2 separate regions of the Mus musculus genome follow, and region 1 is linked to region 2. A link is a loop called in an ENCODE intact Hi-C map of the cell type or tissue named here. Cell type or tissue: heart. All regions are shown on one strand.

Evidence for each region. Peaks named below come from ENCODE experiments on the same cell type or tissue, not always from the same donor. Only the 100,000 strongest peaks of a DNase experiment are listed, where the experiment ranks them.
Region 1: a loop joins it to region 2, with 2.1 times the contacts of the local background. A loop is called at or near these places in 6 of 42 quality-filtered maps.

Annotation. Positions count from the first base shown.
Region 1 is chr11:22,847,675-22,855,674 of GRCm38, reverse strand. The region is part of intron 1 of B3gnt2 (UDP-GlcNAc:betaGal beta-1,3-N-acetylglucosaminyltransferase 2); the gene reads left to right. Among named protein-coding and RNA genes, the nearest start is that of B3gnt2, 8.1 kb to the left of the region's middle. In heart, no CTCF peak of the experiment used is centred here; DNase peaks (open chromatin) are centred at 4,104, 5,384, 6,944 and 7,764; H3K27ac peaks cover 859 bases.
Region 2 is chr11:22,778,379-22,786,378 of GRCm38, reverse strand. No RefSeq gene overlaps it. Among named protein-coding and RNA genes, the nearest start is that of B3gnt2, 77 kb to the left of the region's middle. In heart, no CTCF peak of the experiment used is centred here; DNase peaks (open chromatin) are centred at 3,398, 5,428 and 6,038; H3K27ac peaks cover 773 bases.

The DNA of each region.
Region 1 (8,000 bases), 69 kb before region 2:
TTGGAATCTGCTGTAGCATATGTAGTGTTTTATAACCCGTGAGATTTGAAAGCTGGATTTGCCCCTAGCTGTGTGATGGTGGGTAAGTTGCTTGGTCTCCCTGAACCTCAGTTTTATCAATGTGAGATGATAGGAAAATTAAAGTGAATGATACCTGGGCTGCTGAGATTCTCAGTGAGTTTGGGGGTACCTATCATCAAGCCTGACGTGGACTTTATGAGTATGGTGGAAGGAGAGAAGCAATTCCCACTTGTTTTCCTCTGACCTCTGCTTTTGTTTCATGACTGGTGCTCACAAGCATGTGCTCATACATGCACATTTAATAAAACACCAGTACCTGAGATGCTGATAGCTAAAGGAATTGTATTTTTGGTTTAAATAATCTACGTCATTATAAAAAAGCTAATAAGTCTTGTTTTGAATCAGTCTTTTCTTGTTGTTGTTTTTTGTCTTTTCTTTTTTCGAGACAGGGTTTCGCTGTATAGCTCTGGCTGTCCTGGAACTCACTTTGTAGACCAGGCTGGCCTCAAACTCAGAAATCCGTCTGCCTCTGCCTCCCAAGTGCTGGGATTAAAGGCGTGCGCCACCACACCGATCATTTTGAGACAGTCTTAAACACCCTCTCCACCCTGGCTCCCTGGTACTCAGGATGTAAATCAGGCTGATCCTCAAACTCAGACCCACCTGCCTCTGCCTCCCTAGTCCTGGTGCACCTCCCCATGCCTAGCAAATGTTGGTCTTGCTCTGTGGCATTTAGTTGAAATAAGCTGTGTCTTTAAAGTTGATGACCTCCTATTCTTTTTTCATTGATTTATCTCTGAGGGGCCACACTTGGCTATCTCACCCGGAGCTGTTTGGGCACCTGGCTGGTATGAGCTAGCTTGTAACAGGTGAGGTGATAGAGTTCCCGAGGAGCCGTGACTAAGCACTCAGGTGCTCAGACGGCCTTTACCACTTCATGTTTTGTGAGTGAATTATTCCAAAAGTGAGAGCACATTGCAGTTGCTTTAATTGCATGCTTCACTCTGACTGGTTAAACCACCCTCATGTGTTAATGGACATGTCTCATTCTTGGTTTTGTTTTGTTTTGTTTTGTCTGAGACAGGGTTTCTCTGTGTAGCCCTGACTGTCCTGGAACTCACTCTGTAGACCGGACTGGCCTGGAACCCAGAAATCCGCCTGCCTCTGCCTCCCGCCACCACTGCCTAGCACATGTCTCATTCTTAACTGCATCTTGGATGATTGATACTTCACTCTTTTGCTTTGTTTTTTATTTTCTCCTAAAAGGATCTTTTTATTTACATTTACTTAGAAACAGTATTCAAGATATCTTAAAGGGAAATGCCTTTGGTTGCACGGCAAGTTAAGGATAACCTCCTGTCACTGACTTCATTTGTCCCCTTCGAAGGGCTCACCTCTGCATTTTCCAGCACTTCTGGAATAACCAGGAAAAGCATATTGTTGCTGCATTAGGTGACATTGACACTTGTGGATCTGCCTTAGAGGGTGCTAGCAAATGATAGATAGCAAGTCTTTGAAAGCCTAGGCCTGAGACTGTCCACATAGAAGCTGGCACATTGTTTGAGAAGTGATGGCTGCTTGTGGCAGCTGTGTTTGCAGGCAGATTGCTATGGTCTGGGTCCCCTTTGTCCTATTGGGTCTGGAGTGTTTCCACACACGGTTACAGCATATGTTGGGAGCAGACAAGAAAGGCTTCCTGAGGAAGTGGCATTGAGACTTCACCTCACAATGATGAATGAAAAATGCTTCAAAAGGAGAAAGCAGTTGGAGGGCCGAGGACACAGCAAGAGGCTCAAGCATGCAAGGTCAGAGGAATACCCTCTCCACACCCCAGCTTTGGAGAACAGGGGAGGTGACCAACCTTAGTGACCATGTAGAGACAGGAGGTAGTAGAGAGCCATTGAATGATTTTGCAGTTGTTGAAGAAATGAGCATGAGGTGGAGAGGAGGCACACTGGGAGGCTGGTGTAGTTTGTGATCTGCAGACTGCCTGCTTCCTGTTATTCTGCATATGTGGTCTCACAAGCTGGAGGGATCCTTTAAAAATGGAAATATCTGGAGGTCACTTCTCTGGGCTGACTCCTCCTGTTTCTGTTGAAATGTATTGACAGTTCTGGGGTCTACTAGAATATCTACCTCTGTTCTTCTCTCCCTCCCATTACCATCCTGCCCTTTGGCTCTTGTGCCTACCACTCCCCTTAGGGGTGCTGGTGCTGCCTTGCTGTCCCTGGCCATCAGTGTTAGCTTGTTCCCCAGCCTCTGTCTGTTTTAGGCATGTTGGTATTTGTCCGAGTACCTCATTGGTTTTAGAAAGGGAAAGTTGAGGGTCCCGGGAGTGGTCCAGGGTTAAAGTGTACGTTTCATTTGACAGATTCTAGAGGTGGGAAAAAACCGACTCTGTGAGGGGGTGGCATTTGGAAACATAAAGGCAGACGTGGGGAAGTGTGAACCTCAGGCAGATCTGACTGGGTAGAGTTTGGGGTGGTGTCTAAGAGAGACCCAGGGACCAGAGTGTCTGCTAAGGGAAAGCCCAGCAGCAGAGTTGGCCCAGCTCTACCTAAGGGACTGCCATTTGTCCCCATCTTGAGGACTCTGCCTAGGATCCAAAGCTGCCAGTCAGGAGAAAGAGGAGGAGAGTGGTGCTGAAATCATGGTAAGCTGTGTTGGGCTGTAAGTAAGTAGAATGCAAGAACTATGACAGTCTAGCTGGGAAGGGGGTTGTTTGGGAAGGTCAGCGTAGGGCTAGCAGCACCAGCAAGGAGAGCATGTCTGTGACCACCAGAGAGGGCAGAAATTGAGGCCACTGCTTGACCCTGGCCCTAGGGGCCTGTGTCTGCTGTTACTGGAGTGGGACTCTAGGGCAGTAGCCTTGGGGTGGGTAGCATGGCCAACCAGGCCAGTAGAGATTTTATTGATGGTGGTTTTTGACTCTGGGGCTGATGACGAGCATCTTGGTAACTATGGCAACTGGTTAAGGGCAGTATTTCCTGCCCTTCTTGGGAGGGAAAAACAACCAAATAAAACCTTAGGGTTGGCTGGTGAGTATAACTTTCATCCCAGCTCTGAGCAACAGAGGCAAGAAGATCTCTGAGTTTTAGTCCAGCCTGGTCTGCTTGAGACTGTCTTCAGGCTCTCTGAGACCACATTCACACATGGGTTGAACGCATGCTCCAAGTCTGTTCTGTGAAGGTCCTGACATTTTAGGAAGATTCTGTGACCCGTGAACTCCACACTTAAGAGTTCATGTTGAGGATTTTAAGAAATTGCTCTTTGGAATGCACTACATGTGTGTGTGTGTGTGTGTGTGAGAGAGAGAGAGAGAGAGAGAGAGAGAGACAGACAGACAGACAGACCGACAGACGTCTGTCTTGTCCATCCCTGGCTTTTAAGTGCCTGTGCCCTTAAATGAATCCTTTAGGTCTGCTTTAGGTCTGGCCTTAGATTGTCAAGGGAAGCCCAGTGACATTTAAAAATCGAATTATTTGAGTTATTTGTCTAATACAAAAAAAGATCAAAGTGAGTTTATAAACAGATGCTTCCCTCTTAATCTTGGAGCTCTGTAGTGGAAAATTCAACCAAAGATGGGAAATATTTAGAAAAAACAGAAAAAAAAAAACCCCAAACAATAGAAAATGATACAATAAAAGTAACACAAGTTAAAGATACAATGTGACTCTAGCCCTTCACTGTGCTAGTGTGGCAGGCTCTGTAGCACAAGCTGAGTGCCCAGCCATGTTTCAGAGGCATCTTTCTGAGGCCTTGATAGGTACCAGTTGTACCTTGTTTGCTTTGCTTGTTTAAATGAGAGGCAACCATTTTACTATTCTTTGCCACATAAGGAATTACCTCTCTTCAAATGAACTTAAAATATCTCCTATTTTTAACTAAAAATATACTCCTATTTTTAACCGAGTGTTTTCTTTTGAGTTTTTGTTCTCAAGGTTCTGTTGGGTCTTCTGTTAAAAAGGAAAAAAAAAAAAACTCTTTATAATGGAAATTTTCAAATCCGGTAATGTGTTGAAGCCTCGGGCAATCCTGTTCTTGCCCCACCCTACCCATATCCTGTCTGCTGCAGGCTCTAAGCCGAGGGGAGAGGGAAGTGTCCTGGGTAGGGTGAGGCAGATAAATCCCTTCAGCCCTAGAGGGTGGATTGCTGCAGCCCTAGTTCCTATAATAGTAGTACATGCTGGGATTTAGTACTGAGGTGATGGGAATTACTTATTCAAAGAGACTGGGTTTCCAGTCAGTTCCTCAGTGTGCCCATATATTGAATGAATACTAATTTTTCTTGGTGAGTGGCCAGAGAAAGATACATTACTATTTTGAAGGTAAATGTGTTTTAAATCTATGTGCAAATATTTTAAAATTGTAGCCAAGACAGTCCGCAGATACTGTTCAGTAAATTGAAGTCTAAACAACATCCAAGAGGGTAGAGAGGAATTGGAAGTGAGGCCTGAGGGAAAGGGTGGCTTGTTTGTGTCACCCCAGAGCCAGATGTCCTAGGAATAGTCTGGGAGGAGATGGATGGATGGACTCTTACCATAGGGCAGAGGCGACTGGATGCATGGGAAGAGTGATACTTGGTTCTTATTGGTGGGGTGCTAGGGGGGCATCCATCTTTTAGGGCTCTTGAGGTGTGGCATGTAGTCTGCCTCTCTCTGGGCTCAGAGCCAGTCTCAGCTTTCCTGGAGCCATTCTGTTTGGCAAACAGACCTGGGAGGAGAGGTACATTGAGGGGACTAGATCTTCTCTTCTTTTAGAGGGGTGGGCTGCTCTGTGTGGGGCACTAAGAATCAGGAGGTGATTGTACAGTTCCCACAGAGAGCAGGGACTGAGCCTGGCCCTTCATGGATGGGGTAGAACTAAGAAGCAAGAGACCCGTCAAAGGCATTGACAGTAGCACTTCTGGATGGAGGGGGGTCAAGTCCCTGAGAGTGCTCGATGGGATGACTGTCTTCCCTCCATGCCTCTACTCCATACTGCTTCTTGCTGCCTCCTGCTTCTCTCAGAAGTCAGAACCTCAGCCAAGTTTCTGGCCTTAGGGGCCAGTTTCTCCCTAAAGTGAGGGAGGAGACTTGGTAACCATTTTCCTGGCTTATGCATTCTGTGGGCCCTTGATTAGACCTACAGCTGGAAGGAGCACAATGAGGATGTAGGAGTGCCATTTGTTATTTACAATTTTCTACCTAAAGAAAATCTGGGCTAAAATTAACACACCAAGTAATGAGTTCCGTTATCTTTGTCTGTTTTGCCTTGCTAAGTGTGGAGCCCAAGTTCTGGATATTCTAGGCATGTGCTCTGCTACTGCATTGCACCACCAGGCTCTGCTGTGGTTTCCGTGCCCAGGGCTTTGTTTGACCCACACTGACCTTGGATCTACTGTGTAGTGAAGAACTTCTGTTCTTCCAGTTTCTACTCCTAATGCGACCATAAGCATGTGTGGTGCTAAGGATCAAATCCAGGGCTTCTGGCAGCCTAGGCAAGCACTCATCTAGCTGGGTCACATTCCCAGTTCTCACGCCTGTTTGTAGAAGAGTCAGGTAGCTGTCCTTTAAGAGACTGTAATACAGTAAGTCTAGGAGTTGTGGAGTCTCAGGCTGTGGTCTCTTATTTCCCTTGGTGTCTTCTTCACAGTAATCAAGGACGTGTTCTCTTTTGGGAAAATTTGTTACTGGAAGCCTCTGTCCTAACAGCGGAGAAGTTGAAACTTCCCAAAGCAATTTATTAGGTTACTTAAAATAAACACGGTGTTTGAGATACTCTCGAACTTTATTTCATAGAGCATAGGAATTACCAAATATAGTTAGTTAGAATTGAGAAAGACAGAGTTTGCCCATAGAGTATGTGCTGAGAATAGCTTAGGTTTGTGTTGTTTGTGTGTTTGCTTTAAGGCGGTCTTGTTGGGTAGTCCAGATGTCTTCATACATACTTGTGATTCTCCTGACTCCCCAAGTGATGGGATTATAGGACTATGACACCAGGTCTAACTTTACATAGGTGATTTAAAATTTTTATTTTTAAATTTTTTACTTTGTGTGTGTGCGTGCCACATATGTGTGTGCCCATTGAGGCCAGAAGGCCTGGAGCTGAAGGTACATACAATGTAGCTAAGCCTCTCATGAGATGCTGGGAACTGAACTTGGGTTCTTAGAAGAACAGCCAGTGTTCTTAACCACTGAACCATCTCTCTATCCCTTAATTGAAATTTTTTAGAAGATTTACTTTTAAGTAAGTGTGTGTGTGTGTGTGTGTGTGTGTGTGTGTGTACGTACATACATACACATTTGCTCCTAGGGGTTAAAGAGGACATCAGAGCCCTTGGAGCACACTATGGTCATGATCATTCTAATAGTTACTTAAAGTTTGTCTTCTAACTGTTTTAACTGGCTTTTACTGTATGAATCTATAGAAATGGGTACCCAGCCCCCAGCCTACCTTTACACCAAGATTACCAAGCCAAGATCAGTGGCCTGCTTATTTCCAGAAGCAATTACACCCTTTATATAATGGGATTCTGTTTCTAGTCCAGTACTGTAATCTATGTTTGTGCATTTTTATTAATTTTTAATTGCCTTCTTCCTCCCTTTCCCCATCCCTTGGGCCTGTGTTTGTTTATAGACCTACTTAGTTGTGACTGTTTCCTGAGAGTGTTCTCAGGTAGCTCCACTGTCTTGAGGATGGTACTGGGTAATGTTGTCCTAGTATTAGCAAGTGGGGTATTAAGGAGAAAAGGTTTTTGACAAAACTCACCGTAAAAGAACTGGCAAGTAGCCAGCCAAGGACTAGAGGAGAAATGGTGGCTCATGTATGAATCTATCCAAGGATGATTGTCGCAAGCACTGTTAGAGACTTGATCAGAAAGCGGAAGCTTCCCTAAAAGCTGGGCGTGGTTGGCTGCACCTGCTTGCTACCTCAGCACACTTGGGAGGTAAGTCATGAGGACCAGGACCTCAGGGTTGCCCTTGAGGAAATTGCCCCTGTGTAGGAAATTCACGACCCCTGGTTGAAGACCCAGCCTGAAAAAACGGCAGAAAAGTCTTCCCTTTCTGTCCCCCTGCTTCCTCCTCTGCCCCTGGAGCCCTGTGAGTTTCTTGTCCTCAGCTTTGTTGTCTGTGGAGTGTCAGACTGATTAGAAATAAGAGTTCTGTTGTCCTGTCACACATGTCGTTAGAGAGTGATAAGTCAGATAAATGTGCAGGAGATGCCAAAGGCAGAAGTAATAAAGCTGCCCCAAAGTGGGTGAGGGGAACAAGAGGTTCAACTTCATGGAGCTTTTTCGTTTACTTTGTTACTGAACTAGAATTAATAGACTGTGGAAAAAGACCTTGTCACCAATGATAATTCTCCCTGAAGGTTGACAGTGACATGTTGGTTCTCCCTGTGGGTGACCTCAGCATAGTGAGGCCCTTGCCTCTGGGGACTTTGGTTTTCCTCTGTAAATAAGGAAATCTATATGGTTGCCTGGATTAGAAATCTGTTTCCTTCTGCAGTTGGGCTGCAATCCCGTGGGAAGGCATGTGTGTGTTGTTGAGTGAACAGTTGAGTGCAGTTGTACCTGGTGCTCTACCCGATTGCCTTTTCTGTCTCTGATAGGTTGGTTGCAGGGCAGGGGAGCCTGGGTTGTGGTACTGTTCCCTTCTGTCAGGTTCTGCTACTGGAGGGAGTGGAAGGCTAAAAGTTCTAACAGGATTGCATGAACATGTTTGTGGCGGGGCTAGTTTGAGCCTTTGCCAATCTTTCATTCTGTAGTGGGAATAAGTAACTAATCAAGAGTAACTCGTGAGTCATAAAACACCCAGGGGATTCCAGCCATGGCCTGAATGGTGCTTGTTACCAGACCAGCATTGCTTCAGTACCTCGTTGACCATTTGCTATGGGTCATTTCTTTCTCAATTTGATTTTTTTTTTTTTTTGCTTTTGTTTTATAAAAATCTCAGTCCTTGGTTTTTCTGAGAATTGTTTTATGCCCCTTCAAGTGT
Region 2 (8,000 bases):
GGCCGAAGTGTGAGGTGGACTCCAAGTGGAGTCAGGAGGGTCAGGGGAGTCAGGGGCTGCTCCTCCCTCTGCCTGTGCTGGCTGGGCAGGGGCAGCAGTGGCAGAAACAGGAACATAAGGAAGGGGACACAGATCCTCAGGAAGAGAGAGAGGAGCTCGGCAAGGGTGGGAGGGAAGCAGTGACGTCCACAGCACTTGGTCCAGATGGCCCCATGCCTCAGAAACTAAACATTTGCCCTATACATGATGGGGAGATAGAAAGTCCTGGCCATAGGTGGGCCATTCATTCCTGTAAGAGACGATTGGTTTTCAGAGATGAACAACCAGACTGAGTCTTCTGTGACTCTGCAAAAGTCCTTAAACTGGTTCAGGACCAAGCCCAGTGGTGTGCTTTGTGTCTTTTCCATTCTAGGAGTTCAGAAAAATCTGTAAGAGAGGAAAAAAAAAAAAAAAGCACAAACAGAATACATACAGACACACAAGGATGTTCCAGGGAAAACAGAAACAAAACAAAAAGTCTATCTCAGACAGTCTTACTTCCTGTGCATGAGAGACCCAAAGCAGGTTCAGAATTCAGATGAGAACTAGCAAGTTCTCCAGTTTCTGTTTGGGGGTCAGGAGCATCCTCCATTGCCCTGGCCAGATGACAAAATACATGTCCACTTTGTCCCTCTTGGCCTTCAGGTTAAACCCCAAACAGAATTAAACCTGAATCAGAAAGATATAGACAAGACGAAAGACAACTGTACACCTAGAGTTACCATTCGGAAAAACACTCCACTATTTGGCCAGGGGGTCTCTATCGAATCCTGGATGAGCCCCCAAATGTAAGGGTCTATGACTTACTGAAGAATGACACCCCAGGTTCAAATGGGATGTAAGTGCAAAGAGTGTTTTATTCTGCAGAAGCCCAGTATTTTGTGGTCTCCCTTTACCAAGATAGAGAGACAACCAAGTGAGCCTGATTTAAAGCACATTAGGAAATTGCAAAGTAGGTGGGCTTTGTCTTACTCTATCTCTAAGGACATTCTATTACTGGGACATGGGGGCTGGCTGGAAACTGCTGACCCATTGTCCTTGCTTTCGGCCAGGTGATGGGGCAGTTTCTGATTAGCTGCCTGAAGCCTGGGTTTTTAGCTCTAATGTCTTGAACTGCCTATTTGAAGCCTGTCATGGAGTCAGCCTGTCTCATCACCTATGAGAATGACCCAGGAGAGTGAGCTTTCAAAGACACAATAGAGTGGTGACCAGGAGACAGAATGGGAATTGCCATCCATGTTTAAGTTTGGAAAGATGAAATTGTGGATGAGGGAGATGGCAGGGATGATTGCACAACACGGACACACTTACTACCATGAAGTGGATGCTTAAACTGCAATTAAAAATGTTAGCTATTTCCAGTTTGTCCTCAACAAAGCTCTAGCATCTAATCCTCTCACTCCTACTTGACAGGTCTGTGTTCCAGTTTCCCATAATGTTTGGAATCTAGTATTAGCTCAAGGGTCCCTGAGTGGTCGCACAGAGGATACTACCAGATGCAAGATCGATAGCAAAAAGGACAGTGTTAGAAGGGACAATCAACAAGGACAGGCTAAATGACTGTCAGAAGCTCCTTCCCTTGCTCTTTCAGTTCTCCTAGTTGGGGACAGTAATTTAGTCCCTCAATTCCCCTGCTTAAGAAAAAAAAAATCCTCAACTCAGTAACTCAGCAAAAGGATTATTGCATGGTGGTTCAAGGCCTCGTGACTCAGTGTTATGTAACAGCCTGGTCTGCTTTAAAATAAAAGACATCAAAACACAAACAGCACTGTTCTGTTACATTTTAATTTCTTGGCATGTCTGTGCATGTAATTGGAGTTTAGGGGACAATTTTCAGGAATCAGTTCTCTTGCTTCCATCAGCTGGCACCTTGAGCCACTGGGCTATCTCAGGGAAAACCTGCCCCCTCATCTTGTGTTTTACCTTTTTTTAAAAAAAAGCATTTATAGATTCATTTTATTTCATGTTGGAGTGTTTTGTCTGCATGTGTATGTGTATACCATGTGTGTGCTTGGTACCCACAGGTGTTAGCATTCTGTTTATTTTCTGCTCCACAGTTACCTGGCAACAGTCAGGTAGGCCTGACCCCCTGTAAAAGGGGCTGCTTGCCCCCTCTCACTCTCTTGCTCCCTTGCTCTTTTCGCCTCTCTCCCCCCATTCCCTTACCCCTCCCCTCTCTCCACGTGCTCATGGCTGGCCTCTACTTCTCTACTCTCTCTCTTTCTCTCTGCCTTTTTCTTCCTCTACAACCATCTTGACTCCCCTCCCCATACCCTTAATAAACTCTATTCTATACTATACTGTCCTGTGGCTGGTCCCTCAAGGGGAAGGGATGCCTTGGCATGGGCCTGCTGAGGCACTCCCTCCCCCCATACCTGACTACACCTCCATAGAACATAACCTATCTTTTTATAAACACAACATTGTTGTCGTGACTCGGATTTAGAAACTCTGCAGGTTTCCATCGCCCCTGCTCTCACATGGAGATCCATACTTGCTAGCCTAAACTTGAGAGAACAGGTTAGTCCCCTCCTCACTCTGGTCAGAGTAAATGTCCGCATGGTCCCAGGGGAGAATTCTTGAGCTCAGAGCTACCCCTATACTGCCCTTAAGAATGGAGACATTCAGACTTTCCACTGACCCTTGTACTAGGACTTTTTCCCTTTGGTGAGATCTTCCTCTCTCCCTTTGAGACAGTTTCTTTCTCGAGGCTGAGAATCCTAGGCCAGGCCTGGATAAACTGTTCTCTGGGGGTATCAGCCCAGAGCATAGTCCTCAGCCCTCACGTGTCTCACCTATGGGTCTGTTCGCTGCCTTGGACATACTTTCTGGAATGTCTTGGTCTAATTCACAGTTAACAGAAAACAATATCTCTACATGGCCACTAAACTGGCACTTTCTCGCTAGTGATTTGTAGCTTAGACTTCGCCTCCCTCTCTCCCTCATTTGCCCACTTCCACTGGCCACTGCAGCTGCTGGTTCCGCAGGTTCACCGCCTAAAAAACAGTTCTGGCTCCACCTCTTGTGTCCTGCCAGGGAACCTGTGAAACTTGCTTTCCCCGTATGTGTGACCACCTGCTACCCCTATACTTGTGAGCTTTCTCGAGAGAGGGACTCCTGCGCTGTGCCCGCCAGTAGTTGCTTTTGGGTGTCCTGCTTGGCTGCAGCCTTGAGAAAAAGTTTTGCCTTTTCCAAGAATCCATCTTCCCATGCATGCGCGGGAGCCCCTCCCGCCCCCTCTCTCTCACTCTCTACCTGGGACTTATAAAGTGAAGGCTTGCAGCTCCATGTGCCACAAGAATAGCGTGCACGTTGCTGGGGTGCTACTTCAGGTGCTTCCTTTTCCACGCCCACCACAGGCTCCAACAGCTGGAAGCACTGGGCCATGACTTCCTGCTGCTGAGAGGAAGTCCCACCCCAGCTTGGCTGAAGCAAACACATCAGGTCAGCTGCTGTCTGTCACCGCTGCTGCTGTCTTGAAATGAAGGCAGCAACAGCCATATGTGCACGCCTCTCTCAGCCGACCGGCCTGCTCTCTTTACAATCTGTTTCGTCAGTGATACATGCTCGTGCCCCTGGCCTGTTCTCGTGGCCTGCCTGCACAGTCCTCATCACAGGCCTGAACCTACCTGGGCAAACTCACTTTCTGTCACCACTATCTCTCTACTTACACAACCTGTCAAAGCCACTTCAGATTTTCATTCTTATTCTGTCTTGATTTTCATTCTTATTCTGTCTTGATTTTCACTACTGCCATTAAATTGTGGTGTGCTCTATTCAGATATAACCAATCGATATAGCCCTCAATCTTATCAGAAGTCTGCTAATTATTAATATATGTAAGTTTATAACAGACAGAATCTCCTGGAACCTTTAACTGTTAACTCCCACAAAGTCTCAGAAGATTTGAACCCAGCTTCAAGACAGATATAAATTTCTTAAACCTTAGGATAATGATGTCTTTCTATTTGTCCTATTCTGGCTCTGTAAGTAGTCAACCAACTCCCTGTTCTGTGCTTCTGTCTTTGACCATCTTATTTATTTATTTATTTATTTATTTATACATACATACATACATACATACATATATACATACATACAGTACATTGTCTTCAATTCACACCAGAAAAGGGCATTGGATACCATTACAGATGATTGTGAGCCACCATGTGGTTGCTGGGAATTGAACTCAGGTCCTCTGGAAGAGTAGTCAGTAATCTTAACTGCTGAGCCATCTCTCCAGTTCACCTTTGTTCATCTTAAACAGAGTGTTGCCTGATTCTAGATTCACAAATTAAGGCAAGCCCAACTTAGTGAGACCCAGTCTAAAAAAAACGGACACAATCCCTAGGTGTTCCCAGGTTGAGATTTCTATCTACACTGTAGGGGTGTTTCCTGCTTCATGCCTTGTCTCCAAAGGCTGCTGCTGAGGCTACAGTGACCCTCCTGGGCTCCCTTCCTAGCTCTCTACCATCTATATAGACAATGGTACCTGTTTAGCTGCCAACTTCAAGCCCTCTGCCACCTCCAAAGCCAGGACTATAGAGGCTTGTCATGGTGTGCCCTCTTCCTTCACGAATCCCCTCTTGTCAGGGCTCATACAGGACCTTGTCTCTTCTGGAGCCCAACAGTGTCATGTCGTCTTCACTATATGACTCAGATGTGACAGCCATATCCTTAGCCTTGGGGAATTTATTTTTACCCTATCTATCTATCTATCTATCTATCTATCTATCTATCTATCTATCTATCTATCAACAAGGTTTCTCTGTGTAGTCCTGGCTGGAGCTTACTCTGTAGACCAGGCTGGCCTTAATTTCAGTTCTGCCTCCCAAACCCAGGGATTAAAAGCATGTGTGCACTACCATGCCCTGCCACACCCAGTGGTGAGCTGCTCTTTAACCTTTGCATCTTCCTGGACTTTTCATTCTGTGGCCAGCATTTCCCAACACCCAGAACAGCTGTGAGTGGCTGGACTGGAAAAGATCCTGAGAGAGGTCTCTGCAGCATTCCACAGTCTCATCTCCCCAGGTTCAATGAGACAGTTCAGGCCTTCCTGCCTTTGAGAGCCTCTTGCTGAGTCTGCTCATGGACCTAAGGCTTGGCTACCTGGATTTTCTTTCTTCTCCCTTTCTTCCATGTCTCTCAGCCACATTCTCTAGGGTGGTCCCTATGAACTAAAGGTTTCTTCTGCATTTCTGGGCACTGCAATACAAGATCTTCTAGGAGCCCAGAAGCCCTCAACTCTCTTTGTGTAGCCTGGAGCGGAATGATGGCTCACTTTCAGTAGCCTGAGAGGACAGTAAGGCATTTCCTGTGGTCCCTCCACCACATCCAAAACTGGACCCTGCTCTAGGCTGTAGTCTTGGGTGGGATGGATGTGCCGTACTTGGCCTGCAGTCTGCCTGAGTCATTCTTCCTGGATGGTTCACTCCTGATTTCCAGGGCAGCTATGTGAAACAGATCTTGACCAAGATTGGGAGCAAGCCACACCCTCCATTACCTCCTGTTTTTAAAATCACAGTTTTTCTTTTCAGTTGTACATGGGAAACAACAATAAATAACATAGTCAACTGGAAGGGGAGAGGGAGAGAAGAGGGACTGTTGTGTCATATGGCTCTCTGAGAAATTGCTCCTAAATTATTTATCACACTCACACACACATATATAAACCTATCGTTCTCTCTCTCTCTCTCTCTCTCTCTCTCTCTCTCTCTCTCTCTCTCTCTCTCTCTCTCTGAGACAAGATCTTTGTAGCCCTGACTGTCCTGGAACTCACTATGGAACCAGACTGGCCAGGATTGTACAGAAATCTGTCTGCCTATGACTCTCAAATGCTAGGATTAACGGCACAAGCTACTGGCATACTGCCTGGCATATATGTTTAGTTCCTCTTAGACCACTGCATAGCCTAAGAGCTTCCTGTTAGAAGGAAGCCTACTTTCCTAGAGGCAGGATGGCTTCTTCCTGTTGACTTGTGTCCTACTTCCTGCTCTTAGCCTAAGGACTCAGGGCCACAAAGTGAGAGGCCTTGAATAGTTGTCCCAGCAGCAGCCGTGGAAGTCGCCAAGGAAGCAATTACTCCTGCACTGCCACCAAGTCCATCTCCACTGTTCAGGCAGCAAAGGCATCAAGAGGCGGTGAAGTTTTGTGTTGCAATTTCTAAAAATAAAATTTGCTAATTTTGAAATACATTTGAGATTTCCTTTGGTTTTACAGAATTGCTCACAGGTCCATCTCTTCTGCCTGCTCTCAACGGTCACACTGCTACCCTTCTCATGGTAGGCTAACCCGAGAAAGTTCTGTTAACCCTTCTGCCACCTGCCTCTGACTGTGAGAGGCCACTGCCTTGTCTCAGCTGTCTGGGCCTGTCACAGATACCTCAGGTTGAGTGGCTTCAACACAGGCATTTGTTTCTCATTGTTGATGCTGGATCAAGACAGTACAGTTGGGCTCACTGTTGAAGTTCTTTCACTCAGGGGACAAGCCCACCATGAGGACACCACTGTCACAACCACAGCTACCCAGAGTCATCTCCTCAAATCCTTGGTGTCAAATACAAGGAGTCAGCAGTCCAGCCTGAACGGTCAGGGTGCACAGCAGGGTGGGCTCCCTGCCTTCCTGTGGGTAGCCCCCCAGTTCCCACTCATGCTTGCCAGGGGTAACTGAAACACTGCCAGCTTTCCTCTTATCTTCCAGGACTAGCAGCAAGAAAGTGCCTCCTAAAATTATTACCCTGGATGCTATTGGTTTTTGACAGTGCTTTTTGAAGAAACCCAAGAACAGTGGAGTGTTGTGTTCCTTTGTCTTCAAGGAAGCTACTGCAGAAAAACCCTTCCTGGAGGAGAAAGTTCTAAGATGCTGACATCAAGCTGCCCTCTGTGCTGTTCTGAAGATATCCCAGGCTGCTACATGTCAAAATGCATTAAATGCACAGTGACTGTTTGTCCTTTGTTCCTCCACTTCTGAACAATTATTCATAAGCATGCCCTTTCACTAGAAAAGCACTAAATCAAATTTTGCCATGATGTGTTTGGTTCTAACCAGGACACAAGGTGGTGAGGTGGCTGCAGGTGAGTCTGTGTTTTAGCTCTGGTCTTTTTAAACGCTTGTCTCTGTTGATATGATGTTGGTGGTTTCATTGTATATAGGAATAATAAATAATTACAGCCAGCATTTATTGAATTCTTTACATGTGCTCAGACAATGAATCTTTACAGAAATCTGAGATAGATATTTTTATCCATGAAACCATGAAATATCAAATAATCTAATTTTCTTCCTGCTCTTCAGATTCTGAGAATATCCTAGCAAAGAACAAATTTTTACTGTTGTTTGGTTGGTTTTTAATTTATGTATATGGGTGTTTTGCTTGCATGTAAGCCTGTATAGCATGTGTATGCCTGGTGCCTTTAGTGGTCAGGAGAAGGCTTTGAACTCCCTAGGACTAAGTTACAGATGGTTGTGAACCTTTATGTAGGGCCTGGGAGCTGAACTCTGACCCTCTGCAAGAGTAGCAACTGCTCTGAATTGCTGAGTCATCGCTCTAGCCCTTTGGTTTGTTGATTTTTGTTTTTGTTTTGCTGTTGTTTGTTTGCTTTTAGTCCAGGCTGTCCTGGAGCCTGGAATCTACCGGCCCCTGCCTCCTGAGGCTATAGAAATGTGCCACCATGTCCAACTAGAAGAAATCTTTATTGTTCTCTAAAATTGAGATCGAGAAAGAGAAGAAAGAGAGTGTGTTATAGAAACAGAGAAAGAGAAAGACAAAATCAAAATAAAGATGTGGAGGAAGACTGGAAAGGAGGAGAGAGAGAGTAGGGGAGAAAGAGGAGACTAAGGAAAAGTAAGGGTGGAGACAAGGAAAGGGTGGGGGTTGGCAATCTCTGGTAAGAAGAGAGGAAAATATTTTTTTTAGTTCTGGTGCGAGCTCCCCATCCAGGAAAAACTTGGCAGAGAATCTG